Linked DNA regions of Homo sapiens: regions 2, 3 and 4 are each linked to region 1. The links are chromatin loops, found by intact Hi-C in ENCODE. Cell type or tissue: endothelial cell of umbilical vein. All regions are shown on one strand. Links, peaks and the distances in the headings refer to the core of each region. The heading gives the core; the rest is flanking DNA. Region 1 overlaps SKAP2 (src kinase associated phosphoprotein 2). Region 2 overlaps LINC02981 (long intergenic non-protein coding RNA 2981). Region 3 overlaps SNX10-AS1 (SNX10 antisense RNA 1). Region 4 has its middle 73 kb from the start of LINC03007.

Region 1 (7,819 bases), core at 3,820-7,819:
ATTAAAGGAGAATCAAATCTCAAACTCCTCTAGGATTATTTGCATCAATTTCTGTTATAAATAATAATACCAAGGGCTCACTAAAATTATTTCAAGTAGTATTACAGCCAATGCTGAGTATCAACATTTTTTTCCCTTGCTAGATTTCGGTGTGAAGGAGAAATTATTTGATCATTGTTTCATTTCAGTTCTCATATCTTTAAATGCAGGAAAGCCATGTTTGACGCTATTGTTGATTTTTCAAGTCACTTCTAAACATAATCTCACTTGAGCCTAACCACAATCCTGACAGGGCAGAGAGAACAGGCACCACTGGTATTCCGCAGGGAAGGAAACTTATTCTAGGGCACAAGGCACTAGAGAGTGAAACTAGAATTTTGGTTGACTCCAATTCCAGTGTTCTTACTACTACTCACTTTCAGCTGAATACTGCTGGTACAACTCTGTCTCCAACTGAAGGAAAAGAGTCCTTACTCCTAAAGGGGTAGGGTCACTCTCAGCTTCCAGAGTTATGTTACCATAACTGGTAGCAACTCTGTAAAAGACGTTCACATTATTCATATACACAGCTCTTTGCTTCCCCTCACACTTAATTCAGGAGCTACAAGCATTTTGGAATTTTTTTAAAAATATTTTCATCTGAAACAATACTGAAACCCTTGCGTTTCCCTCCCCGTTTATTTTTAAAAATACATACATAAGGAAAGATTCCCAGTTTGTTTCCCAGATAATCCCTAAGGTTCAGATATCACAAAATCAGAGAACCTTTTATGTCTTAGGACACTGCTAGTGGCTTAACCTGCTAAGAACTGTACCAAGGTAAGGTTATGTGGGGCTGTCCTTATCCTTCCCTGTGTTTATGCCCTATCTTATTCAGACTATGAATCTACTTGGGAAAGACTATGTCAAATTCTATGTTTGAAATACCCCTTGCACAGGATGGCACTTAAATGTAATTTATTCAAAATGGAATCATTTAATTAGATAGGAAGAAAAATAGCAAGCCCTGAGACGATAATAAAGAATAAAGCAAATATGCTGACCAACTGAAGCAAAGCAACAGAGAGATAATAACACACATTCACAAGATTGCTACATTTCAGGTTTTTCAATTCAGGATGCTTATAACAGGATAAACACACAGTTACACAACTTGTTTTTCTGCTGGGTTCCCAGAAAGCAGAGGGCACACTTGACGTTGTGAACTATGTAGAGCGATAAGAATTGTAACATCTCATGCCTCATATGACTCCAGCTCCTTGGAATAGCCTGAGGAGGAGGAGGAAAGTGGCGCAAGGAGATGAAAGCAGGGAGCAACAGAGACTCTACGGACCACAAGCGCTTGACCTGGGAATTAGGAATTAGTAGGGTATCCTAGATGGGACAGGTTATTTTACACCACTGAGATCTACTTGGGCAGCTGGAGATCAGGGTAATGCAGTCATTCACTCCTTGTCCTTCAGAAGCATGATGTTCTGAATAGTAGGCATGGAAACATTTCAAAGAACTCTACAGAATCAAATACCCTTTGAAAATAGAACTTTGGTACACCCCTTTCTCTTGGGCTATAAGACAGTCAGTACTATAGGGTGTATTTTAGACTATGAGAGGGCTCAATTTTACCACCTCTCTGGTTAAATTCCAGAGCCATAATAGTGAATGTTAGTCCTTACTTATCTCTTAATCTTTTCACTCTCCCCAACCCTCAGCCTCCAATCACTGAAGTACAAAATTATTTAAAAAGGACTTGTTCAAAAAACACAACAGAAGTCTTTATGAGGTCCAGTACAAGGCACTGCTTGGGTGTCCACGGAATAAGACCTTGTACGTACTTATGTATCAGATATTCCAATAAAAATTCTTCTTAAACAAATTCATATCTCAACAAGCAAAAGTCAGGTCAGACATTGCCATCACTCAGTTACAAAATTATACATGTTTTACAATGAAGTTTACTGATGGTACAGTTTGTTAACAATCCTTTATGTGTTTAAACCAATCAATTAAAACCCATCTCCTAAAAAACAACTATTTGAGACAGAAGCAGCTGGATTTGCAGTCCTCTTCAAGGCTCCCCTGGCTGGTCCCTTTACTGGGCTTCACATTGGAGGAGGTGGGAAGGATGGGAAAAGGTCCTTAGAAAAGGGTCAGTTTGGCTTGGTGTCCTCTCTGGACTCTGCTGCTTTGATTGACTTCCTATTTTCATCTGGACTGGAACGTCAAGTGTTCCTGCATAAAAGTTTCGTCTCCATTGCGGATCAGCTGCTTTGGATCTGATATGATAACCATGGTATGCTTTCCTGACTAGTGAGCCAAATTCAGCTATCCAATTGTCAATTATTGGATGATTCTTTTCACATGCTTCAGATTATTTTCTAGAAATGGTGACCTCATCAGTGGTCAACAAGCATTTGTTGTGTGCCTATTATATGCAAAGAATCCAAATAAGCATTTGGTTTTAATTCATCACAGTACTGCGCAGCAGAACAGTGTTCAATTCAGGGCAAGGAGGCTGGTGTGAGGCTTGGTTAGGTAACTCACTACCCTAAGGCTTTGGGGACAAATTATTCAGCCTGTTTCCTAATCGGGAAAATGGTAATGAATAACAGAACTTACTTCATAGGGTTGTTATAAGAATTGAATGAAAAGTGCACAGCATGACAAATAGTAAACACTCAGTAAATGTTAGCTATTACTATTACTAGTCTGACTTAAACTGTTATCATCACATTTGATGTGATAAAGAACACAAGGTTTTCTAAATAGACTCCCATGGGAGCTGGGAGGGGAGGGTAGTAGATGAGAATCTGCTTATTTGTTGGAATTTTCTCCTCCACGAAAGCAGCTGTCTTTAACCAGCATACACTAGTGTCATTAATTTTCTCCTTTGAGAGTACCTGTGTGACACTTTCCTCAAACAAGAAGTAAATTGCAGTTCAAGCTACAAAATGGCACCTGCTTTTACTCTAGCAGGAGTGATATTTTTATATTAGAAAGTTGAGGCCAATAAACAGAAAACAGACAAGGGCTGTGCTATATTGCCTCTCCGAGTAATGGATAACAAAAAAGAAAACTGAAAAGAAAAAAAAAAAAAAAAAAGAGGAGAGAAACCTAGGGAAACACCTTCCAAAGTTCCAGCATTAAGAAAGGTACTTAAGAGATGGGCTTTGGGAGCAGTTTCTATATTCACGCCTTTGCACATAGTCAAGTGTTTTGGCTTGCTCAACTTCCAGCCCCTCTCTCAACACTGAAGACCTAAACTGAGCAGTGGTATGACTAAGGCGACTTTCTGCATTTACAGTTCCTTTCATTTTGGGGACTCAAAGCACTCAAGTTAACATAATCATACAACTTTAAATAAACAGGGAGTAAAAGTTAACAAAAAGGACAAAAGCTAAATTATGATTAGATTTGGCAGCAACTGTGAAACTTCCCACTTACTTGCACAAATTTTTGATCTGCCCAAGGCGACAGCTAGAATGCTTTCAAGATCAGATGCAGGAAAGGCTTCTCTGATATTACGCAAGTGGAATGCAGGGCAGCAGTGATTTGAGATGTTTCACTGGAAAGTGAAAGTAGATCACTTGCCCCAAGCTGCCCGAGGAGGCACCTGTGCCTCTTATTTGAGGTCACAACACTGAACACAAGGGAAGAAAGGAAGGAAACATCTAAGGACAATGTACCACAACTCAACTTTCTTATTATTCACAATCTCACTCAATTCTGTTATAACAATAAAATCCAATCTACTTGTTGATAGTATTATGGGATATACTAACTGTATAAAGGCATTTTCTCTACCAGGTTTACTAGTCAAGCTCTTTTCTTCTTAAATCTCATGTCTTGAGATATTGTGGGGTGCCAAATCAGTTAATTAACAAATATTTACTGGATCCACACCATATAATGTGTACCATGCTGGCAATAAATAATATGTTTGTGTATAAGTAATGGTAGAACAGATTCTACTAGCAGAAACAAGAAAAAGCCCCTCAAACATAGCATTAATGAAATGTCATTCCATGCTACTGTGATCATATGATTTTTAAAGTATTTATCTCATCATAAAATAGTATGCTATCAGAGGTTCTAACAGATATTCTGGAAGAACTCAACTATAAAGCAGTAGGCGTATAATAAACTGGCTAAAGCTGAGATGTCTAGAAATCTCTTGTTCCCAATCCAGAGTATAAACTGTTGTGCATTTGAGTATATATTAAACTTGTATAATAATATTTTAACAATGTAGTACTTATTGTTTCTCTGTATTTTTGAATACTAAGTATATTACTATAAATAAGATCATATTCATCAAATGTTTTTATTTTATATATATATACAGTGTACACACACACACACACACACAAAGTATTCTTTCAACCTTTGAGTGAAGCTGTGTTTTCCATGGCTTGATCATGTTTTGATCTCCACTCTTCACCACCTCTTTCTTTACCATGTGGATTGCTTTCAATAGTCATGAACCTACTGAACTCAAGAGAAGCAAAAGTGATCTCTATATGGTGTGTGTCTATAACTCCAACAAATGAAATACAAATGACTGATTTATCTGAAATTTAGAACTTTAAAAATTCTCACAATGCTTCACTCAGTCTCACTGATGAAGTTCAAGCTCTTAAACAACATGTATATTAGGGTTAATTTTCTTCTAATGGCTGAACTGCAAATCTGAATTCATAATATCTAACTCAGTTCTATTTTAAATTATGACCCTGGATAGTACCAGTCTATGAATAAGTAGCAAGTAGTAGAGTGCAGAAATTACATGAAATTATATAAAAAGTAGAAATCATAAGAACTAAGAGTGAGCCTTTGTACACATTTAAGAAACAGTTGAATGGATGCCCTACTCTTTGTGCAAGGCTATATTCAAAGTGGTTGTGTAATGATAGCAAAAAGTGAAACAAAACAAAACATGAAACAAAAACGAAACCCCATATATATGGATTTCACCTACACATGGTTGAAAAGTGATTTCTTTTTCCCATGGTCCTATAATACTTTATGTAATTATCTGTAATTAAATTAGCACACAGTAAAAATAATCAGCTTCCAATAAAATAAAGTATTCAAAACAATTGCTGGACTAAATGACATTCTTTTTCTATGAAAGAAAGTGTCATATGCAGCAAAGTGGCAAAAATAGAACGGAGTGAGCTGTGTTAAGTGTAAATCCTAAAGCAATGAAAGTCATTTGTATTATCCTTACTTCTTTGAATAAATTCAGATGACAGCCCTATTTCATTTCTTCATTCAGTTTGGCGGCCAGATGGCATTAGAATCATTTACTTCACCTTGTTGTGCTTAATTACTACAATCAACACACTATTTTCCAAATTAATCATAACAAAGTAATTTCATTAGTAACACAGCAGGCTGTTGAATTATTAGCATCATAACAGTTTGCAAACAATTAAACTTTATTTGAACCTTAAAAATTTGCAGAGTGGAACATTATTGTAAGATCTAATGGCAATAGAGTACAAATTCAGTACAGAGCAAATAATCAAGCAAAATGCTATATAAAATATGACTTACAATCACCTTTGAAAAAAATTAGCTCTCTAACTGTTCACAGAAAAACAAATAAAAGCTAAGCAAACATAATGAGACCATAGCAATTAGCATATTTTCTAACAAGCCATGTTGTTTAAATTTATATTAATGATATTATTATGATCTTGAAGAGTATGTGATATATTGTCAAGGGTGTAAAGAAAACTCTCCCTGGTTTGTATACAAATGATTTCATCAAATGAATATAAAGCAGTCATGAATTGAAAGTAATGATTATTTGTCCTGTCACTCCAGTTTTAAGTCTTTTCTTTCCTTTCTTATGTCTCCCACCTATATTCAAGTTTTAAAAGAACAAAGGCCGGTGGAGATCTGAACAGAAATAACACCTTATTTCTGTATTGTCACTGTTCACGAGACTATCTGGCTTGGAACTGTTGGTCATCAGTTGGCAAAGGACTCCCTCTCCTGGATTAACTGTAAAAGGAGGCAGAAATCTAGATGCTTTCCATCATGGGCGAGTTTGTGCCATGGGGGAAGGGTTTCAAGAGGTTTTGTCTGCAATGAAAAGCTGCTGCCATCTACTGGCCTAGGACTAAAAACTTCTTTTCAACCCAAAGCACAAACCCAAATCCACAAAGGCTACATTGTCATGGGAAACAACGGCTTTTGCTTTTCAGCTGCTCAAGTTTTGAAAACCAGTCCACTAAAGTCGTCTTTGGTTGTCTAACTTTTGCCAAGATAATTTCAGTCTATTTCAATGGCACTATATGAGGAAAAGGTAAGAACTGCACAAATGTAACTTCTGAAAACTTTAACTTCACAATGTCTCTCTATATAAACTTGTTTACTCACAATCCCTAAAATCAAATTTCTTTTTTTTTTTCACATTTGAGATTGGATGATCATGATATTGAGGGGGTAATGGTAAAGCAGACCCTCTCAAACACTGCTTATAAACAGTTTTACACAAATAATGGAGATTTTAAAATATTACCAGCTCAGATACATGTTTAGAATCTTTATAAAGCAAAGATATTGAAAAGTTCCATAAAGATAATACCTGATAGGTAATGATTCAATATTAGGAGTTTATGTGTAGTCCAAATAATTATCTAACCAGCAATGCATTTTGACATATGTTAAGGCTACATTGGTATCTCATAGGTATTTTAAACACCTCTGATTTCAAATATACATGAAAAGGTAATTATATGATTCTACAAATCTTGCTCAGGCAGCACAGAGTATAACTCAAATGTCAGGCTAACACTACCTTTCTACTCACCTGTTGGTACATGCTACCACTGGGATTTCTACACTCTCCTCTGCAAACCCTTCCTTTCTTTTCAGTGCTCTGAGAAGTATATAGAAAAGCCTCAAATCTGCTGTTCTGCAGTGGGATGTAAATAGTATAGCAATAAGGCAAGATAAGAGAGTGCTTGGTTATGCCTTTTTACTTTGAGAATACACTGAGATTCTGTTTTTTTTTTTTTTTTTTTCTGAGATGGAGTCTCACTCTGTCGCCCAGGCTGGAGTGCAGTGGCGCGATCTTGGCTCACTGCAACCTCTGCCTACCTTGTTCAAGCAATTCTCGTGCCTTGGCCTCCCAAGTAGCTGGGACTGCAGGTGAACATTACCACACTTGGCTAATTTTTAGTAGAGACAGGGTTTCACCATGTTGGCCTGGCTGGGAGATTCTTTATACCATTTTGTTAGTGGTAGGGTGGTATTTCTTAGGAATTTTTTGTTTCATTAAATTTAAACAAAAGTACAGTAGAAAATGTTGCCAGGCCCATCATCGCACCAGGATATTTGTACGGTAAAATGCTTTGCATGAGTCATACTTCTGGTACGCACTTCTGTTGCAGGTGACAGCACACTGCCATTTGCAACTTCATCATTTTTTCTTTCTTGCGGCTGTACTTAATAGGAATTAAATGTGTGAAAATAAATAATAACAATAAAGTTATCTATAAAGTTTGAACATTCTTTAGCATTCTTTGTTTAGCAACCACATTCTTCAGCATCTACCAAAAAAAACTCGCATGATACACTAAATTTAAAATGCTATGAAATTATACATTACTCTCTAAAAATAATTGATGTCCAATGATTAAGAAACATTACAAATCACACCAGAAGTAGCAATAGTAGCATACTATGCTATAGTAGACTATATGTTACGTATAAAATAGTGATGAATTCTTCACACAAATCAAATGGGTAAATAAAAACTATAATTATTTCTTTGCAAAATAGCAACAGGTATAACTTAACTGGTTGC
Region 2 (7,943 bases), core at 1,386-5,385, 220 kb before region 1:
CATTTTAAACTCCAATTCAGTGGCATTTAGTACATTCACAGTGTGTGCAACCACTACTTGTATCTTGTTACAAAACATTTTCATCATCCCCAAAGGAAACTGTCCACCCATTAAACAATCCCTCCCCATTTCCCTGACTCCTCAGCTCCTGGCAACCATCAATCTGCATGTGACTCTGTGGATTTACCTGATGTAAATGTTTCATGTAAATGAAATTGGTTTGGGGGGGTTCTTCCATTTTGTAGCATTTATCAGAATTTCATTCATTTTTATGGCTGAGTAATATTCTATTGTAGGTACTTACCACTTTTGCTTATCTATTCATCCCTTGATGGATATTTGGATTTTTTCCACCTTTTGGCGATTGTGAATAACGTTGCTATGAACATTTGTGTACAGGTATTTGCTTAAGTATGTGCTTTTGATTCTTTTGGGTATATACCCAGGCATGGAATTGTTGGGTCCTATGGTAATTTTATATTTAACTTTTTGAGAAACCACCTAATTGATTTTAAAAGCAGCTGTACCATTGTACATTCTCACCAGCAATGCGAAGGATTCCAATTTCTCCGTGCTCACCAACACTTACTTTTTGTTTATTTTTGATTATAGCCATCCTTGCGGGTATGAAGTGGTATCTCATTGCATGTTTTTTCCCCTTTTTTCACTGTGGTTTTGATTTGCATTTCGCCCCACCCCACCTTTATTTTTTAAATTCAGAAGAGTTGTTTGGTCTTCATGGCTTCTTTGAATCCTTAGACTATCCCTGATGGTTTATGTACAAAAGAGGTTTCTGTGGAAAAAAAAGACCCTCTTGTACAACTCCGGTAGGATTTTAAATTAGTACAAAGTCTGTGGAAAGTCATTTGGAACACTCCCCATTGAAATTACAAACACACACACCCTTTGATCCAGCAGTTCCAAGTCTATGAATCTGGCTTATGGATATACTCCCATGTGAACAAAATGATGTATCTATAAGGTTATTCACTGCAACATTGTTTATAATAGCAACAGATGGGAAACAAAATAAATGCCCCTCAACCGGGAACTGGTTAAACAAATTTTGGCACAGCCATACAATGGGATCCAGTACAGCTGTAAAAATGATGGAGACACCTCTTTGTGTGCTGGTATGGAGGGAATCCCAAGACATATTGTTAAGCAGAAAAAGAAATCAAGATGTAGAACAGTGTATAAATAGTCTGCCCTTCATATGAAAATGAGAGAAAAAGAATATGTGTGTGTATGTATGTATGCATATATAAATGCTTGTATTTCCCTGAATATTCATGAAATACCTTTGTAGAAAGGAAATTGGTGGTGAGAGACAAGAGTGGGAAGAAAACTTTTTACTGTATATCCTCTTGTGCCTTTGGAATTTCAAACTCTGTAAATATATTTCCTGTTCGAAAAATTAAATTGAAATGAAGACAACTCATAAACACCTAGAAATCTCATTAATTTGGGCTCTGATAGATCTGATCTTATGGTGATTTCAGTAGGACATGGACTCTAAGGTAAGCTTTGCTACACAAAGTGATGCCAGGGACAGGGTTGCAAAAGAAATAATTCAAGATCTCATCCCTCCCCCTTCCACTGCAGTCCCGGCTGCAGCCTTAGCTCACTGACTTGTTCACAATTTGAACTTAAGTCAGGCTTCCCGAGGCCATCCTGAATGACTTCCCGCAGTTCCCCCTTGCCCTTGTTCTGAGAGTCCTGCCCTTGGGCTTGCCCCAACACATGGTGCTCAAACAGAAACCAATGGGACTGGAGTATGCAGAGGAGCAGGTACAGCCCTAGACACTGGAAAGAAATTATGTCCAAAGTAAGTCTTTGAACTTGAGGTTGGGCACTTTGTGGCACCATGTTATCCAAGAGCTCTGAGTAGATCAGACGGCAGAGGAAGAGAAGTCTTAGCTCTGTCACTTTCTTGGTCAGTGTCTTTGGGCAAATCACCACATGCCTCTGAATCTCTGTTTTCTCATCTCTAAATGGGGCCAATACATGCAGGATTGTTGCATGTAGATGATGAGATGTTAAGAGGGCTTTTCTTTCCTTTTTTTTTTTTAACCCCCAGAGATGGGGTCTTGCTCTGTTGCCCAGGCTGGAGTGCAGTGAGTGGTATGATCATAGATCACTACAGACTCTAACCCTTGGGGCTCAACCAATTTTCCTGCCTTAGCCTCCCGAGTAGCTGGGACTATAGGTATGTGCCACCATGCCTGGCTAATTTTTAAATTTTTTTGTAGAGATAAAGTCTCACTATGTTGCCCAGGCTGAAGAGGGCTTTCTTAATATAAGCCTTATAAAATGCTGTAAGAACATGAAGGTTAACTTGAAAGTCACTATGAAAAGTCCACATTGGTTAAACATCTCCAATGTGCTTACTATGTTTGTGAGCTGGAGAGATGACAAAGAAGAATAACAGATTCTCCACCCTTCAAGAGTTTTGAGGGCTCATAGGCTAGTGAGAGAGGTGGTTGTGAAGACAATTAATTGCAGCAGAGTGCTAAGTATAGAATATAATGGAACACCAGGTGTAGGGGTGTGGGGAGGAGGAAGGCACAACTGTGCCTGGGGACTCAGCAAAGGCTTCTGAGACCAGAAGATGTTAGGGTTGAATCGTGAAAGGGAAGTAGGAGGTTGCCAGGCATGTAGGGCGCATTCCGGGTGGAGGAAACAGTCTGTGAAAAGGCAAGACGGGAAAAAGGAGAGAATGTTTATGGGCAACTCCAAGCAACTGGTTGCTGCAGAGTTTGGGGTATGTGGGTGGGAGCTGAGGTTGAAAAGGGATGACCAGGTCACATCTTGGAGACCTCTTTTATGGAGGTCACAGCTAAATGATGCAGTAAGAAATAAAACAAAAATACGTAAATATGGCAAGCAATCCTTTTACAGATCCTTCTCTCAGACATAAGATACTAAAAGACACTGAGCTTCCATATTTTTGACTCCCGACTCCCTGTGAGATGCACTGGGCATGAGCTTTGAGCATGCCCTTGTGAGGAACTCCAGCCAGCAGTCCTGGACTTTGAGCCATCCAGGCCAGACTGCAGATGATTCCAGCTCCTAGTCATGGAGTCACTCCAGTCAAATATCAAAATACTTTGGATATTTCCTGCTGAGGTCCTGGATGAGCCATCCTCACTGCGCCCATTAAATGATTCCTAGAATCTGTGAGTACAGGAAGTTGTTATATCCCAGGATGAAGTCACTGATCTAGAACAGGGAAAAGCCTTCACGTTGAGGACAGCTGCCCTGGGGAAGAGGATCATCTGCCCAGGGCACGTCCCAAGGTCATACGATTCATGCTGCTGCCACTGGCCTTTCCAAAACCCAGACACCATCATGCCACTCCTCTGATTTAAAAGCTGCCGTGGGTCCTCTCTGGCTGCAGAATGTAGCCTAACTGCTCAGTCCGTTGCTCAGGTTATTCACAGCCCAGCCCTCACCTTCGCCTGAGCTTCCTCTCCTGTGACTCTCCTCAGCAGCTCCAGGTCCTTGCCTCTTTGCTGCTTGGGGAAAGCATACTCCTCATTCAGGGTCAGCCAATTCCCGCCTGTCCTCACAGGCAGAGGAACAGCCTCCTCTTCTAGGCTCGCTCAGCACTCGACACTTTCTTCTTAGAGCTCTTTTCAGACGTTCACTTTTTGTGTTTGTATTTTGGCAAGACTGTGATTTCCTGGAGGGTAGGGACCATGTCTGACTCATGTCTGTAGTCTCAGGGCCCAGCTCTGTGTCCAGTTCAGTAAATGTTTTAGATGATTGAATGGATGCCTGGGAGGAAGGGAGGTGTGCTCCCCAGCAAACAACTGAGTGAATGTTTTCCAGGGGTGAGTCAGGAGTGATCTGTAAGTGCTATCCTCTACTGCTTTGTCTTCTGCTGTTTTTCTTTCATTCTTTCCCTCCTGCATTGCTTCTCTTATACTCATTTTTAAAATACATCTTTCTAAAATTTTTAAAAAAATTTTTTAATAATTAAAAAAATAAAGATGGGATCTTGCTAATTTGCCCAGGCTGATCTTAAAATACTGGGCTTAAGGAATCCTCCTGCCTCGGCTTCCCAAAGTTCTGGGATTACAGGCATGAGCTACTGCACCCAGCCGATTTTTTTGTGCACAAATTTTTAGAAATACCTGCCATGCAGGGGTTTGTATATTTGGGGCATAGATACCCAGGTAATACCCCCATCCCAGAACAGTTACTTCAGTTGTTCTGTGGATGATAAATCAGAGACCTACAATGTAGATTTCTCTTTTATATGTCTTTATTGCCTATATTAGGATTCATTAGTTACAATGAAAAGGAGAGGTAGAAACAACATAATTCAGTGTTCTGACACAAGGCTGTTTCCTCTGGTCCACAGGCTAATTTTTTTTTTTCTACTTAGAATTAGAAACTGATGATACTTCCACTTTTTCCCTTAGGAAAATGTTTAAGGATTTAGTGATCTTACTTTGAGGGTAATTCTCCAATGATGCTGCCTAAATGTTTCTCCTTTAATTTCATCCCAAGGCCAAGCTTTAATGCTTGAAATGATTAGTTCACACTGCAACTAATTTAGAATTTGAGTTAACACAAACACAGTTTGCATGTATATTCTCATAAGAAAGGTTTGAAATAACCCTTTATCTGCAAGGTTTCAGTATTACCAACATGCAGCATTTCATCCAAATTTGTCACCATTTTACAAACAAAGGGCTCAAGAAATCAAGGCCTTTTGAATCATCAGGGCCTACTAAATTTTTTAAAAGACTAAATGCTTATGATGCATGAATAGGTAATGGAGGCATTTACAAATTTCAATTTTTAGTCCATTAATCTCATTTACTTATTAAGAATCATTTATAGAAAATTCAACTCAACCAAGTACCTGTATAAGGTAATGTAGGCAATGATTTTGTAAACTAGTAAAAATTATGTCAGGTATTATTGACATCTGCACGTATTTGTAAATCCAAGACTGCATTTTAAAAGATGTAGACAATCTAGATGTATTTGCCTACCATTCTGTTACAAGTAAATCTATATATATTTTTTCTTTTTTTAATTATTTAATTAATTTTTTTTCTTATACTTTAAGTTCTAGGGTACATGTGCACAACGTGCAGGTTTGTTACATAGGTATACATGTGCCATGTTGGTTTGCTGCACCCATCAACTCGTCATTTACATTAGGTATTTCTCCTAATGCTATTCCTCCCCCCACCCCCATCCCATAACAGGCCCCAGCGTGTGATGTGTGATGTATATTATTTTTATTGTGATGTATATTATTTTTCACGTTAAGATAAACAAAACCAGAAAATGTGTTTCTACTTTTTGTATTTCTGCTTTTTGTATCCCATATCCTGGAGAGAAACGAACTTTCGCATCGCAGCTACCTGCATTTTCAAGTCAAGTAAACAAACTTGGAATCCAAAAGTGTAAGCAGCACCTCTGCTGGAGATAAGAAGTGGCTTAGACATAAACCCCATCACTACCCCTCCCACAACCTGCTTCCTACCTCATCTTTCTTCCAGCAAAGCTGGTTTGAAGGCTCTGGACTTTTGATCATGGCCTCGGGCCGCTGTCCTGGATGGCTGGTCTCAGAAGACCCTCTGAAAACCCAAAGAAGCTTTGGCTACCAGGGGATTCATTTCTCATCTTAAAATTATTCTTTAGAGACAAGATTTAAACCTTCACTTTCTAGGCCTTAGAGTTCCCTTCTCAGAATAACAGGTGGATTACACCGATGGCTGCATTCTCCCCACAGCGGCCACAGGATATTTAAAAATGTAAATCATGTCCCATAACCTGCCTTCCCATTGCACTTCAGATATCCAGGTTCCTCATCCAGGCCTTCGAGGGCCTTTGGGATCCTGCTGTGCTCCCTTTACATGCCTGGCTTGAAGCTCCTCCCCTGCCAGCCTTGCTCTTCCCCTCCCAACCTCGCTCTGCTCCAGCCCCGCTCTCTGGTCTGGCCTCATACATGCCCAACTTTCAGCCTCCAGGGACTTTGTGCATCAGGTATTTCTGTCTAGTGCATTCTTTTTTTTTTCTGTTTGTTTGTTTGTTTTGGCATGCATCCATGCATTCCTCCCCTTTAGGTCTCAGCTTAACCCTCACCTGACCACCTGGTCTACACTTGTTCCCCACAAACCCTTCTGTATTGTCTCACTCCATATCAGTCTTTGTTACAGCACCATTTTCATTCTCTCCTGGGCCTTTACATTTGGTCATGACTTCTTTACCTATCTCTGTGCTTCCCCACCTGACTATAAACTCCATGGGAGCAGGTACTTCAGTCATCTGGGCCTTGCAGGAGGCCCTGCTCTAAGCTGGTATTGCTGGCTTTGCTAGATGCCCAGCTAGGCCACACGTCCCAGCTTCCCTTGCGGCTGTGCTGCTGAGTGCTAAGACATCACCTGAAGAGTGGGAGAGGAAGTGATGTGTTTAGCTTCTGCCTCATTTGCTCGGAATGCATTCCCCAGCCCTAGATGTGTACCCACCTTTCCCTCCTGAGGACAGGAGCGTGGCGGTGCCCATGATCAGCCTGACTGTGCAGACAAGGACACACTCTGGAGGGTGGCAGAGCAACTGGATGGACAGACATGGGCCTAAATGGCCACATGTGGCAGAGCTTCACCCAGCCCAGACCATTTGCCTTGAAATGTTCCATGAGTGCAGAATAAACCTGCATGTCTTTAAGCCACTATACTTGGTCTCTTTGTTATGTGGCTTAACTTTCAGCCAGACGGTTGAATCAATAGTTATTGAATGAATGACTGAATCATCGGAGGCTCGCCAATTTTACCTGGTGCCTTCACTACCATAGGGTTAAGAGGGGAGGTGGTCATCACTGGGAATCATTTACTGAGCACCTGCCACGTACTGGAAAACATTCACCAGGAACTTTTCTGTGCTGGTTGGGTGTCTTCAACTTTTCCCATCTGAAAGCTCCCTGTGGCCTGAAGTGATGTCTCACTGCACTGTTGATGGATTTTTCTCTGCCATCCCAAAGAAACCAAACTTGAAAGGATGTCACGAAGCATGCAGCATGTAAGTCACACTCTTCATGTGAAGATTCTAAGTTGTTCTGTTATGAAAGATCTTGTGTGAAACAGAAATGCCATCTTATAGACTGTGGCAGTTTGTGACCCACATCATAGCAGAGAGTTCTGCCCACTTAATAGTGCTATACTTACTTCCAAAGTTAGTATCTGTGACATTTCATACCTGAACTTCTAATGTTAGATAAATTTTTCTGAAACTCTTGGTCCACAATGATGGGTGGTTTTGTTTGTTTATTAAACTTTTGGGGAGTATATTAGCTGGGAGTAATGATTTTTCTAAGAATTGCCAGTTATGGCTTTAATTTTGGGGAAAAATATTTCCTCCTTTACAATGAACTTTTTGACTTAGGTTCTGGTATATTTTTCGGCTCTACTATATTTGACAAAAGACATTTAGTAAAGCTATTCAGTTAATTTCTTACCTCCTCCCAGAGGTAGCATTTTAAAAGAAGATATCAGGGATGGGCACAGTGGCCCATACCTGTAATCCATAAGCCATTAGGTGGCTGAGGTGGGAGGATTGCTTGAGGCCAGGAGTTCAAGACCAGCATGGGCAACATAGAGAGTCTCCATCGTTAAAAATATAAAAAATAAAAAAATACAATATTAGCCGGGCATGGTGTCATGTGCCCGTAGTCCCAGTTACTCAGGAGGCTGAGGCAGGAGGATCACTTGAGCTCAGGAGCTTGAGGTTGCAGTGAGCTAAGATAGAAGCACTGTGCTCTAGCTGGGTAATAGAGTAGAACCTTGTTTCTAAAAACAAACAAACAAACAAAGAACAAATCTGAACAAAACTAGACTGGACTGAGGGGGCCAGTGCCTTTTCCAGCTTACTTTCTTCTATGTATCCTGCACTTAGACCCAGATTTGCCAATAAATGAAAGA
Region 3 (7,943 bases), core at 1,809-5,808, 290 kb before region 1:
ACTTAAATCAGAGGAAGGATTTTATAAAGATTAATAAATTTAATTTTACCAATAAATATTCCCATAATTTAGAAAAGGATGTCGACTTGCTAATTTCAGAAATAATTATTCATTTTTAAAAAGCCCCTTTTAAAGCATCTACTTGAAGATTGGTATAATTTTCATAAAATGTCTTTTTTTTTAGTGTCCCAAAGATATCTTAGATAAACTATTTTGAAGTTCAGATTTCAGATGAGGCAACATTTTCTTGAGATAATTACCCAAGTTTCATCCATGTTGAATGGTACAAAATATTTCTGTGAAACTAACAGGAAGATATTTTCAGATAACTAGGATAACTTGTTGCTTTGTTACCCAGCCTAATTGAAGAGTGGCAGAGGCTACTACAAAAAGCAACCTTTTCATTTTCACTAAGAGTTTAAAAGCTATTGTATTATTAAAAAGTCTTTACAATGCTTGTTTCAAAGAACCAACAGAAAAAAAAGCTAAGAAAACTGAGAACTAACATTAAAAAAATTAAATTTAGAATAAGAATGATTTCTTTAATTTGTCCTTTTTTTCTTTGGTCTAAAACATTATTAAATTTTTGTAAATATTTTGATTTAATGTGTCTTAGATCCTCATTATTTTAATACAGGAAAAGAAAAGATTTAGTAATTTCTTACCATGCTAATATGTAAAGTTCATGCCATCCAGGCATTTAAGAGCGATCCTCATCCCTTCAGCAATATGTATTTGAGTTCACACTATTTCTGTTTTACAGCAGTTTTGAAAAACACATACTATGCCACCAATTGTCATATTATTTTTAGATGATGTAACATAGCCATCAAAATTAATATTATGTAATGCCTAATACTTAGTATGTAAATGTCACGAGATCATTTTTACATTAAACGTGAAAAAAAATCAACTTTGCCGGATCACTTATTTTATACAAGAGAATATATTCTGCCTTAGACCCAAACTCAGTGTTTTTTATTTTTTATGAGGAAATTTGGTAAAACATGGTTTAATATTAGCTATAGTTGTACATATTTGAGGCTTTTAGCCTTGGTTTAGTTGTTTCAATGTCCACACACTGGCTTCTTAAAACTGATTTCTTGCAGCTGAGATATTTAGATGAACTTCAGTTCCCAGTGGTTTTCTTGCTTTGTCTCTTATTTTTCTCTGGCATATTTTTTATAAAGCTTTCTTTAGGAAAAAGAAAATAATTACTGATGTAGCTAACTTGAATAGATGTTTATTTAACACTATTTTTAATGTGACTTAAATGTAAAGAATTCTAATCCTGGATTCTTTATGATTACAATACAGCAAAACTGCATTTTCCCTGGCTGATTCTTAAAGGGTAAACTATTCACCTATAAAGCCAACTTACGTGTTTTGTTGTAGAACTAGATTTATATATAACCCAAAGGTGTCAACAGCACTGAACGTCAACAACCTGTTACTTCGGCTTCTTATAAAGTCTCACTTAGAAGAAAGTTACTTAATTCTAGTTAAAATTTCAAGTTTTAAAAATTACTAGGGACAAACAAGTATTTATTTTTAAGCAGATACTATTCCTTAAGATATGAAGTATCTTGCCAGTTTTTCAAACCTAGTCCACATTTTATTGAATAATTAAATACAAACAAGTGATATGCAGTATAAAGTAAAAGAACAAAGTTTCTTTTATGACAATTAAGAAGTTAAACAACTTCATTTAGCCTGGCCACAATAACCGTTATATCCAACAGTAAACTGGACGTTGTTTTGAATTTGGTTTGTATTTGTTGGATGCCTTAAGGATTCATTATTATTGAGCTACTGTGATACCAATAAGGTTTTCAGTATTTGAGCTATAAAAGACAACCCCTTTTCATTAGAGGCCCCTTAACATTTTAAACGAAAATAACAAAGCTTATTCTGTTTCTAAATAGTCTTCCTCTTAATATTTAAATTACTTAGCTGGTATCCTGTGAATACAAGGCAACATCTTTTCAATGAAGGAAACAATTTCAGTACAATTTTGTGTTTTTGTTTGGAATATAGACCTTTTCTTAGTTTATTATATATAAACACATTTTCAAATACAAAATACTGTCTGAAATTAGTTACTGCAATTTGACATTCAAAGCATAGAATTTTCTTTGCAAATAAAGGTCATAAGAAATTAATAATTTTAATAGAGTGGAGTTCAAAAATTTCAGAAGGATGTAAATAAGCAACAATTTCTTTAACATTTGCTATATATACAAAGGACTTTGGTTCTATTCTTTGCCATATGCATCTTACAAACGAGTCACCATTGTCCCTTTTTAGCAGACACAATTGCGCTTCACTCCTACTGCAAACTTTTCTAGATCATGAGCAGTGCATTGGACACTAATTTATTTTAGCTGCGCAAACTCTGGTAGTTAATGACCCTTTCTCTTTCTCCAAAATTCCAAAGACTTCTTTTCAAAAGATATAGAGGAAAAGAGAAAAAAAACCATTAAGCTACAATTTCCTGCTGAATTTAAACTCTGGTCTAAAGACACTATGTAAATGGCTTATGCTAAAGAGGAAAATACCCTTTCTCCCCCGACGAGAAGTGTAGATTCATCCAACCCCACACCGCTTGTCTTTGCTGCTAGAGGCACAGCACGGGCATAACTTGTGGTTGTGTTTTTGCTAGTTTCTTACCTCTGGGCCTTCTTTATAGCTTTGCCCCCCACCCCACTGGCGGTGGCGCTCCCGCGGCTGCACCCTCGGCCGCCTGTTGGTTGCGGCGCCTCCGCGGCCCGCGCGCATCCCCCGCGCTGCGTCCCGCACACGCGCGCTCCCGCCGCGTCCCGCCCGGGCCGCTCCGCTGGCGGCGGCGACTGGGCTGCAGGTAGCGAGCCAGCCGGCCTCGGTCCGGTAACCCATGGCAACCGCCCTGGTAACCCATGGCAACTGCGCGGCGGAAAGAAAAAAAAGAACCGTGGTGGGGCGGGGGGCGGCGGGCGGTGAATGGGAACAACGACCGCAAAGAGACAGCGATTTACCGCGCGGGCCTGCGGCTCCCGGCCGCACCTGCTGCAGACGGCCCGCGAGGCCCCTTCCCGCGCTACGGTGACGATTCTGGCTGCTGGGGAAAAGAGCAATAAGCAGAAAGCCCTCGTGCAGAGGGGATCCGGGCGGTGCACTTGGTGTGGGAGGCTGCCTTAAACGCCGATGACCCTCCCGGCCTCCGCGTGTCCCGGCTTCCAGGGCCCCGCCAGGCTGGAGAGCGCGCGTGGAGAGGGCCTTGCCGCCTGGGGGTTGGTTGAGGGGCGGCCGCGCCGGGGCCGGGGCTGGACTCCAGGCTTTGTTCTGCAGACGCTCGCGCCCGGCCGGAGGAGGGGCTACACCGTGCTGCCCCGGCCCCATGGGGCCCGGCCCCCGAGGGTCCCCGCGAGCGGACGCGGTGGGGCCGGGCAAACTCTACGTGCCCTAAATTTTGTCATCTGCACACGCATCGCACACATTAGTTAACCCCTTTCCCTTCTAGGCCCCCGAGAACCTAACCTGCCCGGCGGGCGCGCGGCTGCGTTAACCTGGCCCCTTCCGTCTGGAGAGGGAGGGGACGGTCGCGCCTGGTGGTAGGACTGGGCTGTGTGTGTGTGTGTGTGTGTGTGTGTGTGTGTGTGTGTGTGTGTGTAGGGGGGTGATACAAGTTTTCCACCCGCTTTAGGCTGAGGCCCTGTAAGCGGGACTGTGTTCTAGTACCCGGAAAAAGCGCGCGGCCTGTGACACATCAGGTGCCAGGCCGCCGGAGGACAGAAGGGGGCGCTGCCGGGCCAGTGCGGAGGCTGCAGCCGCCCACTGCAGAACGCGCCCTTGGTTGGGTCTGGCGAGCTGCCCGCGTAGTGGAGTGGTGTTAGGGCTCCCAAGTAGAAAGAACCTGTTCCCTACGTAGGTGTCGGTTGTACTTAAGAGCATCATTTGGTCGCTCGTGTATTCGCAGAACCCCTAGCCTGCAATAAGATGGTTCAGGAAACACAACCAGAACCGGTCTCATTCGGTACCCAGCAGCTACGTGCATACAAGTCCAGAGACATGTAATGGGGTGGAGGGACCACGCTAGGAATCTGGAGGTCACACATCCAGGTCGAGTTTTAACTAGCTGTGATTCCAGGCACATTGTGATGTTATAAAAAGGAAAAGATTTGGCCTGGATGATTATGAGGTCCTCAATCAGACCACTCTCTGTAGGTGTGTTACAGTGACAAATACAAATAGCAAAGCCATCTGGAATACCTTTGTTTTTTTTTTAAGGCAAAGGCCTATGCAAATATAATATGCACACGCTTCTGAAAGATGATTAGATCAGCACGGTTTAAGATACCCCATATTTTTACTGGTAGACAAGAGAAGCCGGCTATGTAGAGAATCCTATTTTAATCCTTTCATAAAGACAAGAATCTTAGATCTTAGGGAAACTTGGCTTATTTTCACAAATATGCACGTTCTGGGTTCCACTGCTTATAGAGGACCCGGTACTGGGGAGCATGTGCTCTAAAACCTGTTTTAGAGGTAAAACACAGGTGCTGACCTGCCCTGGGATCCGTGCAGTACAATCCCAGCTCTCTGCATAGCGGTGTACTGGGAGCCCTGTGCTTTCGTTTAATTTTTTTTTAAACAAAAGAAATTACAGAAAAGTGCAAATTTAACGTGTGACATTTAACATTTTGCCGTGGCAGGCAGCCTCCACTTAAATGGGGCCTTTCTGCGGAACAACAGGAGCCAAAAGGCCTTGTGTCATGGAGTAATGTAAGACACAATCTGGGCTGCAAACGCACAATGAATCGGGAAGGATTTATGTAATTAATTGACCAGTCTTAACCTGTTATCGTGATGTAAGGAATTTGGAACTCATTAATTTGGGCTCTGACAGATTTCATATTAGAGCTGGCAAATATGGATTGAGCCTCTTATTCTTGTAGCAGCTGGAATTTCCATGACAGTGAGGCTTAGTGAAGAAGACCTATTGCTGGAGTCAAACTGCCTCTTGCTAATCAGTAGCCCTGCTCTGTATTAAAGGGATAATGAAAGAAAAAAAAAAAGGAAAAAGCATATTACCTAGTTGGGGGAGTGGAAGGGGCTTGTGTTCATTCTGCTAGTACGTGGGTTGAGCTCAAGCATTTGTAGCTGAACCAAACATTAATTGCAATCATAGAGTTAGGTGATTTCTCAACACCTTGAGAGAAGAGAAGGTAGAATGGTGTCAGGGTCAGGTTTGATATTATCCAAGTTAAAGAGGGATTAAAAGACAGAGCCTCTGAATTTCATCTGTGTGCACATAGAGACTGTATGAAGAAAGAGGTAGAAGTCTTACGAGGGGCAAATGGGAGTTTTTTTGGTAATGTCATATTCATAAATGAGCGGTTCAGAGCCCTGAAGGAGAGACTGCCTTTCTCAGGAGCCACTTCCTGACTCCTGGTGGGAGCTCCCTAGTGGACCCCATGAAACCCAGAATTCACATAATGAGCGTTTAGTTGATAATTTAATCTGTGTCCTCTTCAAATTTTATGATGTTTACTGAATCACCCATTTGGAAATGTCCAGTTTCTTCTTTGAGATTGTAAATAAACTCAGTAAAAGTTTAACTTTCATTTTTTTTCCACCCTTGACAATCAGAAAATTGCTAGGTTCAAAAAAGCTCCCAGAGATTAAACAAAATGGTTTTTTTTTCTTCCTTCACAATAGTTTTCCCTTATTGCTGTACTATGTGATAAGGTTAATATAACAGCTGCCATACAGATCATTAATACAGGGAGATAAGCAAAGTTGCATGCTGGAAACATTTGCAGGGTATCATTTGCCTTCTTCTGCTGATAAAGAAGCCTTAGGTAACAAATACAGATCACAGGCACTGAATATTTAACTTTTTAGACAGAAATCCCAATTGATCTTTCCTAATATGTTATTATTCATAAATGCTCTTTAAAGTTGGGTACTGACTGCTCTCAAAATATGATTTTTTAAAAAAAATTTGTATGTTACCTACCTTTTCAAGTTTACAGTCAAACGTAATTTACTTTTTAATATGACAAATAGTTATAACTCTTGCAAAAACAAAGATTTCCATGCCCCCCTCTTCATTCTTATTTTTCTTTTTTGAAAATTGTCTTAAATTCAACCAAATTCCAAAGTAAAGAATTTTCCTTTTAGTTAGTGATAATGGGATTTGATCTATCAATGAAGTGCTCAGTATAAAGATTTGTTTTTGATTATCTTGTTAACAAGTGATTTCTTTAGTTTTGGCTCTATTTAAATGAATGCATAAAGATAAATGCTAGAAATTTGCATCAATATATTAATGTTATCCTTCACATTGAGAGCAAAGAGGGAGCTAGTATTTGTTATTGGTAGTATTATTTCAGTGAGAAGGCAATGAGGATAAACAATTGATACCAGCAAGACTTGGATAACTAGTATAAACCATGACAAGGGCGATTAATAGTGTATATAAACACACTTCAAGTTTGTATACATGATCTCAGCTCTCACCTAGTGATTTCTTTGTATTTTTTTAAAGGGTGATTTGTAAGTTGGCAGTTACAAGGCTATCAACTCATGTGCTGTGTGTACTGTTTATATATTAGAGGTATGGAATAGACATACTGAAGTGTGATTTACCGGAGAGAGTGTTGATTTGGAAGGATGTCTGGTGAATCAGGTTCTGGCTCTGTGGCTGGCACGTACCCAAAGGCAGTTCCCAACCTCTCTGGATGTCAATTTCCTCATCAGTACAATAAAAAGACTGGATACAGAATGTCCTAAAGGTGTTCCCTACAGCGCTAGTTCTGAGGAATGCTAATAAGTTTACTAAATGCTAATAAGTTAAAAAAAAAACAGGATGGAGGTTTCCATGGCCAGTTACATTTTGGACACATTGGGCTAAATAAAGTTTAATATTAATTTTTCTGCAGGACTTCTCAGTGACTTTCATATGGTAATATTCACTGTGAGGTCAGCACGGTGGCTCACACCTATAATCCTAGCACTCTGGGAGGCCGAGGCAGGTGGATTGCTGGAGGTTAGGAGTTTGAGACCAGCCTGGGCAAGGTGGCAAAAACCCATCTCTACAGAAAAAAAAAATACAAAAATTAGCCGGGTGTGGTGGCACATGCCTAAGTTCCCAGCTACTTGGAGGGATGAGGTGGGAGGATCGCCCGAGCCTGGGAGGTCAAGGCTGCAGTGAGCCGTGATCATGGCACTGCACTCCAGTCTGGGCAACACAGCAAGACCCTCAAGAAAAAACATACACTGTGAATCTCTAAGAGTGTGTGTGTGTGTGTGTGTGTGTGTGTGTATGCATCTCTGTGTAGGGGTACTGTGCACAGTTTTCCTAAACTGATTCAAAAAAGAAAGGGTGAACAGTGATCCCTTGAATCTATAGTACTTTGGAGTCCTTCTGAAAATGATTAAGGGGCACTTGCATTCACACTAGGTGTTCTTGAGGCCAGGGTGCAAGGAACATGGGATATCATTAAATGAGAACGATTCCCCTTCAGAGAACAGGTTCTACAGAAAGGCAGGGAGTATGGTACTCAGTTTGTTTGTTTGTTTGTTTATTTATTTTTGAGACAGGGTCTTGCTCTGTTGCCCAGGCTGGAGGGCAGTGGCACAATCATGGTTCACTGCAGCCTCAACCTCCCAGTCTCAAGCCATCCTCCCACCTCAGCCTCCCGAGTGGCTGGGACTGCCGGTGTACACCACCACATCTGGCTAATTTTTTTTATATTTTTGGCAGAGACAGGGTTTTGCCATGTTGCCAAGGCTGGTCTCAAACTCCTGAGCTCAGGCAATCGTGCTGGGATTACAGGCGTGAGCCACCTTGCCTGGCCTCTCAAACTTAAAAGCCTCTGTTTCTTTCACTCTCTCTTCTCACCCTACCAGATGCTCCTTGACTTATGATAGGGCTATGTTCCAATACATCTATGGTAAGT
Region 4 (7,943 bases), core at 1,505-5,504, 800 kb before region 1:
TTGTAGACCAACTTGACTGAAAGGCTCGGGGAAATGTCACCTAGATGAGTCTGACCCTCCCTAAATGAAAGCCATCTTGGAGGAGGCCAGGGAGTGAAATGGCTGGGGAAGGCCCGGCAGGTCTTCATCATAAGAGTCCACGTTTCTCAGCAGTAACGATAATATTTTAAAACAAAGCAAAACAACATTGTCAAAAAATCTAGGAGACAGTGATCACTGCGGTCAGGGGCGCTTAGTGGGCCGCAGCTCATAGGAATGCTGGGGTTTCCCAGATTCTTCCCAGACGGGCATCGCTTTCCTCTAGGAATGACAGTTTCCGCCTTGGCTCGCCTCAGAGGTGCGCATCAGAGCCAGCTCAGGAAGCCACTACCTGTCACAAAACCGACCACACCATTCTGGTTTACACGGAGCATATAGCTTGGGGTTACCCAGCTAAAATAAATAACTGAAGGGAAATTGTTGGTCAAGAAAAACAAAAGGAAAAATATATAATAAAAGGGGTATCTATTGTTGGACGTGAGACGGGTCCCTCTACACACGGGAAGACGAGGCAGAGGAGATGTTGTTAATGCCCCTGGGTATTAGATACAAAGAAGCACAAAAAAAGAAAAAGAGAAAGGAAAAGAAAAAGGAAGGAAGGAAGGAAAGAAGGAAGGAAGGGAGGAAGGAAGGGAGGAAGGAAGGTAGGTCAAGCCTTCTAGAATTTGTTACCCTAGATGAATAATTACTTAGACTCACACACGCAGATGTTTTTTCTGTGAGAAAGAGATTAATATGGTCTGTCCGTAATGTGACATACACACACAGGGGTTGTATTTCCATGTTTTAAAACACAAAACAACTAAAGTTGATCAGTGAGGGACATGTTTTTAACGGTTTAAATGTTTTATGATGGACCAGTAAAAGCAGAGTTAAATTTCAAGACATAATTGACTGGAGATTTGATTATTTCCCCCCATTTCTGAGGGGGAAATAATCCCTTTCCCAAAATAAAGTTATACCATTGATAAAAATAGCGCAGAGGACCGTGAGAGTTAAATAAAGCAGAAAAAAAAAAGACTATGTGTTGCATTGAGGCAAAAATAACGAAATTCAAAGGCAAATTAAAATAAAGCAATGAGGATTTATCTGAGGAACCGCCACGGGCAGAGGAGCAACATCTGTCCCAGATGTCAGACTTCCCTGCAACTTGATCCATGCGTTTCCACTTTGGTTTCTGAACCGAAGGAGGAGTGCCGGCAAGGGAGCGCCCGCAGTCCTGCGGTACAGGGCTGGCGCAGCCTCTGAGTGCGTGTGTGAACTCTGCCAGGAAGCTGTGAGAGCCAGCCCAGGATTCAGTGACCCTGTTTCCCAACCCACAAGGACAAGTACATGGTTTTCTCTCTTATCAATTCCAGCCCCGCGCAACCAAGTGAAAGCAAATGCACTGGACCGCTTCGGAATTAAAATGAATTGCTAAAACCACGGACCGCTCTGTCCGGGGCCCAGACCTGTCTCAACTCGTGGTATTTACATTCCTAGAGCCCGTGCGGAGGAACACGTCGAGGCACGGGTGGCCGCAGCACCCGGCCTCCAGGCCTAGAGTGAAAAATTTTTTAAGATCTGGTTCTCTCCCCGCCGCCTCTGTGGAGGGACTTGGGGGCATTCATCAGTCTGCAATGTTTATTCATTGTTGTAGTACCGAGCTTTCCAAACGAATAGGAAACTTTTACATCCCTTCCTTACACAGATATTTATTATCTGTAGGAATATTTAAGGGGCTGTACTGGGCCGTTCACCTTTGACAGGGGCCGTCACCTCACACTCCAGTGTAATGGACCACACTGCGGCTGCATTTAATTTATTGGGGTGAGAAGTTGCTGCGGGAGGTTTCCAAAGGGGGTCTTTGTCACGAAGAGAGAGGCTCTGGTCCAACCCCGTAGGTGCTTAGAAGATTATATTTTGGCCTCGGAATAACACAACCGAACACAACTCAAAATATGAAAGACATTTCCTTAAGGTGTGGGTTCTGATACCGGAGTTCACAGATATTTAGGAGTCTATGGAGTGGCCTTAGGCGGTCAGGAACTCCCTGAAATGAAATGCTGCATTTTGGGTGGCGGTCATGTGGCTCCTTAACTTTTTTTTTTAAATTAAATTCTGAAAAGAGTCTGTGACTACTATCCACAGATGAAGAAAAAAAATCATTAAGAAGTCATAGTTGAAAATTACACCAAGGGCTCGGAAGTTTTGCACTGAGCCTGAATAGAGGAAACCTGAGAACTGGTATAATTAACAACCAAATAAGCATGATTTTTCACTTGCTTTAAGGCAAAAGATCAAAACGAGCATTACTGAAATCCTTTAAAAAGCCATGCTGTTGTGATAAACGCAAGAGAGCTCAGGGACCTGGCAACCGGCTACCTGGTGTTAATATCAATGCATTTTTAAACCAAAATGCTTCATGACTCAATTTTCCCTCTAAACTTCAAGGCAACCCAAGCTCTCTTAATATTGTCATTACCACGGCCCAGAGAGGGAACCCGATCCGATGTGGTTCTAAAACAAAATGGGATATTAACCGTGTTTGTTTTCACTTTGATCTATAGGAAATAGGTCCTGCACCCTGTGACCCATTAAACTAATAAGATTATACACATCAGCAGAGCGGAGGTTCTAATTGTTTCCATCTGTCCCAGATCTTTGCATTTTAAAATTGATGAAAATAAGACATGATTTACAAAAAACAAAATATATTGAGAGTGAAAATGTGACAAAAGTGAGCCCCTCGGACCACACATGCAACCAATTACTGAGAAAATAAATAGATGTATATGGTGTGGCGCTTTTGGAAGAAGAAAAACCGAAGCACGAAACATAATCATTGAATTGATCTGGGGGTACTCACTCATTTCATAAAGCTAACACTTGCTTGAAAACACCAGCCAATCAGAAGCGTTTCCGGAAGACACTCTACACCTCTCCGCCTCTTCATAAATATTTAAACCGCTTCTTTCTAGATTTGTCATTTAAATCTACTAGGGAATGTGCCTCAAGGGCTCATCTTTCACTGGGTCGCTCACACAGAGGTGGGGCGAGAGGGAGGAGGCGCATTAGCCCTGCGCTCTCATTTGCTTAAACGGCCTTCTTACGTCATCGTAAGCCTAAGCCAATCCGTGAAGTGCACTTTGACAAGCTACCCGCCCCTAATTTGTCCTTTCACCGCCAGCCTAAGCCAATAGTGTGGCTGCATGTAAATGAGAAACCGCGAGCATCTCCCCCCGCCCCCGGCTCCGCCCAATTTCCCACCTCTTCCCGGAGCGCACAGACGCCAGCTGAGTGGGAGGGGCCTAGCTGCGGGCGGAGCACGGAGGAGGAAGGGCACGAGGAAGAGGCGGAGCGGGCCGAGGCGCGCGGAGCTGGGTTTGCTGAGTGCTTCCTTCCTCGGCCCCACCTCCCGCCGGGCAGGATGCCGTTTGATCATTGGCTGGTTTAATAAAGAGGGCGTGTTTATTTTGCATAAATAGTGGGCGGGCACCCAGGGCTGCTTTGTAACTCGAGAACCCGGTGTCCCGCCTGTCTCCCGGGGGGTATGGGCGGGTCTCCCGCCAGCCTCGCCAGACTGAGCCAAGGGCCTGAAGGAAATAAATGGCTTTCTGAAAAAATTCGTCTTAATTCGCCCTTTTGAGAGAATTCTGTTTCTAAATGCATTTTTTTCGTTGGTTCTTACAAGTCGTTAAGAGTTGTAACATGAAATAAGTAGAGATCACCAATCTATCCGCCCCCAAATTAATTTTATTTTAATCTGTGTAAGGGCCACTGCTCCTGGCTGGCCGTGTGTGAAGCAAAATTTTTGTGCAATAAAAATTATTCCTTCACTAGAATTCATTTTTTCCTTTGCTATGAATTCCCTGTCTTCCTAATTTTCCACTAGCAGAGCTAGGGAGAGCCGAGTTGCACTGAAGCAGAGAAAGGATGGAAAATTCTTTCGAGCTAAGCATTTATGAATTGCTTATGAATGATGTATGTGTTAAAATTGTTTCCAACAGTAAAATGCCCCAGGGATACTCGGTTGACAGTTTTTTAATAAGAGAATTCTTCTTGTGATTGATTTGATCTTTTTTTTTCTTTTTTCTTCTTTTTTTTTTTACAAAAATTTTCCCTGTTTTAGGTCGAACTGAACATAGACGTACCTTTTCACGATTTATGAAATAAGATGTCAAGTGACAAATACCTGGAAAATGAAAGGATGAACACGATCTTCAGGAACCTAAGTTTTAAAACATATTGTCTGCGCGTTTATACTGGGTAACATTTTTACAGTTTTCAGAAAAGTTATTATGGTAGTTTGTTTGCTCCAAATTAAATTTGGAAGTCTTTGTTCCTTAATTTGGATTACATTTTAAAATCTGAGTTGTCAACAAGGCCGTTTCACGAAAAAAAAAGTAAGAAAGAATTACTTCTTTTGGCAGGCTATGGGCCTTTATTTAAACAGAAATTAAAATTCACAGCCAAAATTCTTTCTCTCTCCACTGGAAAACAAATTACACCTTTCCGATTCTGCAATTTCTGGGCCTCCAGCACAGAAATGATAGAGGATTCCGAAGAATTTCTGTATTAGTAAGAAGTTAAGAGTGCTCTCAGTGGAGAATAATGGTTTGTGGAAAATTATAAGATCAAGGGGAATGGAAAAGTTTTCTTGTTAGGTCAGTATGGTGTAACGTTTATTCTTCTAAATACTTTTTGACATGTAACAAAGGTAGGAAAATTTGCTTAATTACTGTCTTTTTAAATTTACATCAGTATGTGGATTACATTTAACTCAATTCATATTTAATTTTGTAGTCTTAAAAGTAAATAACTTGAGGCATTATTTTATGCCTCCTCCATGAAATTATATCCAGAGACATTATTCCATTGCTAACAAGTGATTCAGTGTTAAAAATAAATGTTAATTCCTATGATATTCCAAGCAATTACAGTAATGTATATCCATCTTAAAGCCAAAAACATTGTCAGTTGATAATTTGTCAAATTGTTATTTGAAATTGAACTCTAGGTAAAGTAGAGTAATAAAACATTAGCACTTTTATACACCTGGTTCTTAGTAATTATAAAAAGTTAATTTTACAATCTACTAGGAAATAATTACATTTTAGTGTTAATTTTAGGCGTTAGCTTTATATGACTGTGTTAGTGCTGTTTTAATAAGCTTTGGGGTAATGAATAAAGTACTATTATAATTTAAGTAATATAACTAAGCATTAAACCCAAACTATTTATTATTTAAACCAGACTATCATGTTATTTTTCATTTTTCTTTAATGAATAAGGTTTTTCTGGTTATGAAGTATATATGTTCCTGAAAAAATCTGAGAAATGCCAAAAGGCATAACAAGAAAAACCCAAAATGTTTATATGTATTCTCACAATCAGTAAGTAAATCTGTTTCCTATATTTTCTTCCTATCTTTTTCTATGTATTAGTAGTGAGGTCATTTTTTTGTTTTGCTTTAGTACGAAATTCCAGTTGGGTTCTATATTAAGAACTTGCTTCTCAAAGCTCAGATTTATTTTGTTCTTATTTTCTGCTTGGACTATAATTTGACTTTGTAAGAATTCACAGTTTTATTACATTCATATTTTTAACTTCTTTTTATTATAAGAAATACACATTCATAAAGTAACCACTCAGAACTACTGAAAAGTAGAAGTAAAATATCATAATGATCTGGCCATAAAAAATTCCCAGTTTGCATTTTTTAAAAACACAGTATTATCATTTATAAATATAAATCATTAATCTTTTGGGTTAAAACAATATTTTCAAAAGTAATTTACTTTTTTGCATATGTTTCAAAGATTTAAAAGTTGCATTTTAACATTCTAATGTAGCAAAGACTAATTTAAGTTTTCTTGTTCAGCTTAACTTCTGTAACCTATGCCAGCAATTCCAATATTGTTCACATAAAATAAACATTTTATCTGAGCTTTACAAAAATGCTTCTTCTTTATATTTTCTATTCTTCTTAATATGCATTTGTTGATTACTCCTCTTTCAAGTCCTGCATGAATGCATAATCACGGCAAACCAACACATAAAAGACATTGGTCTGTTTTCAAATTGCAACATTTTTTCTTTAGCCCAATTATGTTTTACTAACAGCATCTGCTTCCAATCTATTTGCACTTTTAGGAATACTGATTTTTATTAATAGCACCTGAAAATAGCAGCAAACCACAAAGGACATGTAATTAAGAATATCATCAAACAAGTATTTAACAAAATGCATGATTAGCTATGTTTGTGGCCTCTAAATTGAGCAAAAGTACATATCTCACCGTTTCATTTTACAGTCTCTATTTAGTTGTTCCCCATCTTGATATTACGGTTTCAGTAACAAAACAAATAGCCCTGTTTATCATTAAATTGTAAACTCATAACAATACACTGTTTATAATATATCACATATCCTGTAAGTTTCTAAGCCAAATTATTTCATTGTGGTGGCAGATGGTTGTGGAAATCAATCTGTTTTTACATGTTGGTTCTCTCAGCTTACAGTAATAACTAACTCTAACATATTTAAGTGAGGGTTCAAATAATAGAAATGAACCACGTTCCAAATATATAAATTACATTGCCAACTGTGAGAAAGTCGAAATCTGTGTTCCATGTTATTTTATTTAAATTTACGAATTATGTGAAATGGGTAATTCCATCCATTTTTCCAGTATGGTTTTGTAAGAAAAAGACATGGAAATTGATATCTCCATAGAACAGCAACAGTTTAGGCCACTATTTTTATGGATGCAGGGATCCAAGAATTAAATAAGAATACACAGTGACATTTAAAAACATCTCTGAATAAGAACTGATTGACCAATTACATGCTCACAGCTGGAAGGTGTTTGTTTCCATATACTTTTCAAAAGATTGCATTTGCCTTTGTGGACAAACACTATCTCCAAGAAAGGAAATTAAGAACATGAAAGAGGTATTTTGTTTGTTTCAGGTTCCTTTCATTATGGGTATTTTTAAAAAATTTAATACCATGGGCCGGGCGCGGTGACTCACGCCTGTAATCCCAACACTTTGTGAGGCCGAGGAGGGCAGATCATAAGATCAAGAGATCGAGACCATTCTGGCCAACATGGTGCAACCCTGTCTCTACTAAAAATACAAAAATTAGCTGGGCATGGTGGTGCGCGCCTGTAGTAGCAGAAGTTAAACTATTCGGGAGGCTGAGGCAGGAGAATCGCTTGAACCCGAAGACGGAGTTTGCAGGGAGCAGAAATCGCACCACTGCACTCCAGCCTAGTGACAGCGAGACTCTGTCTCAAAAACAAAAAAAAAGAAAAACCATGAATTCACTATTTGAGATATATATATAGAGAGAGAGAGAGAAAGATAATTATATGTCTATCATTTTTTTTCATGAAAACAAGCTATGTTTTGTACCCAGAGTGCCATAATCAAGTAATGAAAACAGACTTGAAAAAATAAGTGGCAGCTTTATTAACAGTTACTGTATTTAGGGATGTTATATTCTGTGGCTGTTTCTAAAAGATGGCAAAGCAGTTATGAAAACTTTAACTTTCATTCGCTATAAAAATGTCATATACAAAAATAAAAACAAAATAGTGCCAGAATACCAGCTTCCCATACAAATACAAAAATGTATCTAAAGGGAGAAAGAAACAGTCTGTCTCCAAAATGTAAAATGAACAAGGTTTTTTTTTTTTTCTTTTAAGTTTGGATTACGTTGAAAATTGCCTCAATTTTTTCTCTTCACATCAGACAGATAAAGTTCAAGTGACTTTTCAAAGTCATATTCAACCCCCCAAAAAACTAAACAATCTTATGTATTTAAGTTAGATTGTAAAATGAATTTTGTATAGAAAAAATTATAAAATATTTACTACATAAGTTCACAGGCTCCAGAGTCCTTGATGCCTCAGCAT

Evidence for each region. Hi-C counts contacts between places; a loop is a spot of excess contacts. Peaks named below come from ENCODE experiments on the same cell type or tissue, not always from the same donor. Only the 100,000 strongest peaks of a DNase experiment are listed, where the experiment ranks them.
Region 2: it touches region 1 in a loop (3-fold over the local background); 2 of 110 quality-filtered maps call a loop at or near these places.
Region 3: it touches region 1 in a loop (7-fold over the local background); 100 of 110 quality-filtered maps call a loop at or near these places.
Region 4: a loop joins it to region 1, with 4 times the contacts of the local background. A loop is called at or near these places in 3 of 110 quality-filtered maps.

What each region holds. Positions count from the first base shown.
Region 1 is chr7:26,661,648-26,669,466 of GRCh38, forward strand. SKAP2 (src kinase associated phosphoprotein 2) reads right to left here. Exons shown (of 13, transcript NM_003930.5): 13 at 5,421-7,819. Among named protein-coding and RNA genes, the nearest start is that of LINC02860, 28 kb to the left of the region's middle. In endothelial cell of umbilical vein, for the core only: a CTCF peak has its summit at 6,037; a DNase peak (open chromatin) is centred at 6,034.
Region 2 is chr7:26,446,228-26,454,170 of GRCh38, forward strand. All of the region lies in intron 1 of LINC02981 (long intergenic non-protein coding RNA 2981), which reads left to right. Among named protein-coding and RNA genes, the nearest start is that of SNX10-AS1, 51 kb to the left of the region's middle. In endothelial cell of umbilical vein, for the core only: no CTCF peak of the experiment used is centred there; DNase peaks (open chromatin) are centred at 3,194 and 3,724; H3K27ac peaks cover 1,977 bases.
Region 3 is chr7:26,373,417-26,381,359 of GRCh38, forward strand. All of the region lies in intron 1 of SNX10-AS1 (SNX10 antisense RNA 1), which reads right to left. SNX10 (sorting nexin 10) reads left to right here. Exons shown (of 7, transcript NM_013322.3): 7 at 1-967. Among named protein-coding and RNA genes, the nearest start is that of LINC02981, 21 kb to the right of the region's middle. RefSeq lists a silencer at 3,264-3,473. In endothelial cell of umbilical vein, for the core only: a CTCF peak has its summit at 3,775 (motif pointing right); DNase peaks (open chromatin) are centred at 2,375, 3,095 and 3,835; H3K4me3 peaks cover 2,263 bases; H3K27ac peaks cover 1,784 bases.
Region 4 is chr7:25,859,257-25,867,199 of GRCh38, forward strand. No RefSeq gene overlaps it. Among named protein-coding and RNA genes, the nearest start is that of LINC03007, 73 kb to the left of the region's middle. RefSeq lists a silencer at 3,400-3,509. In endothelial cell of umbilical vein, for the core only: no CTCF peak of the experiment used is centred there; a DNase peak (open chromatin) is centred at 3,185; H3K27me3 peaks cover 1,549 bases.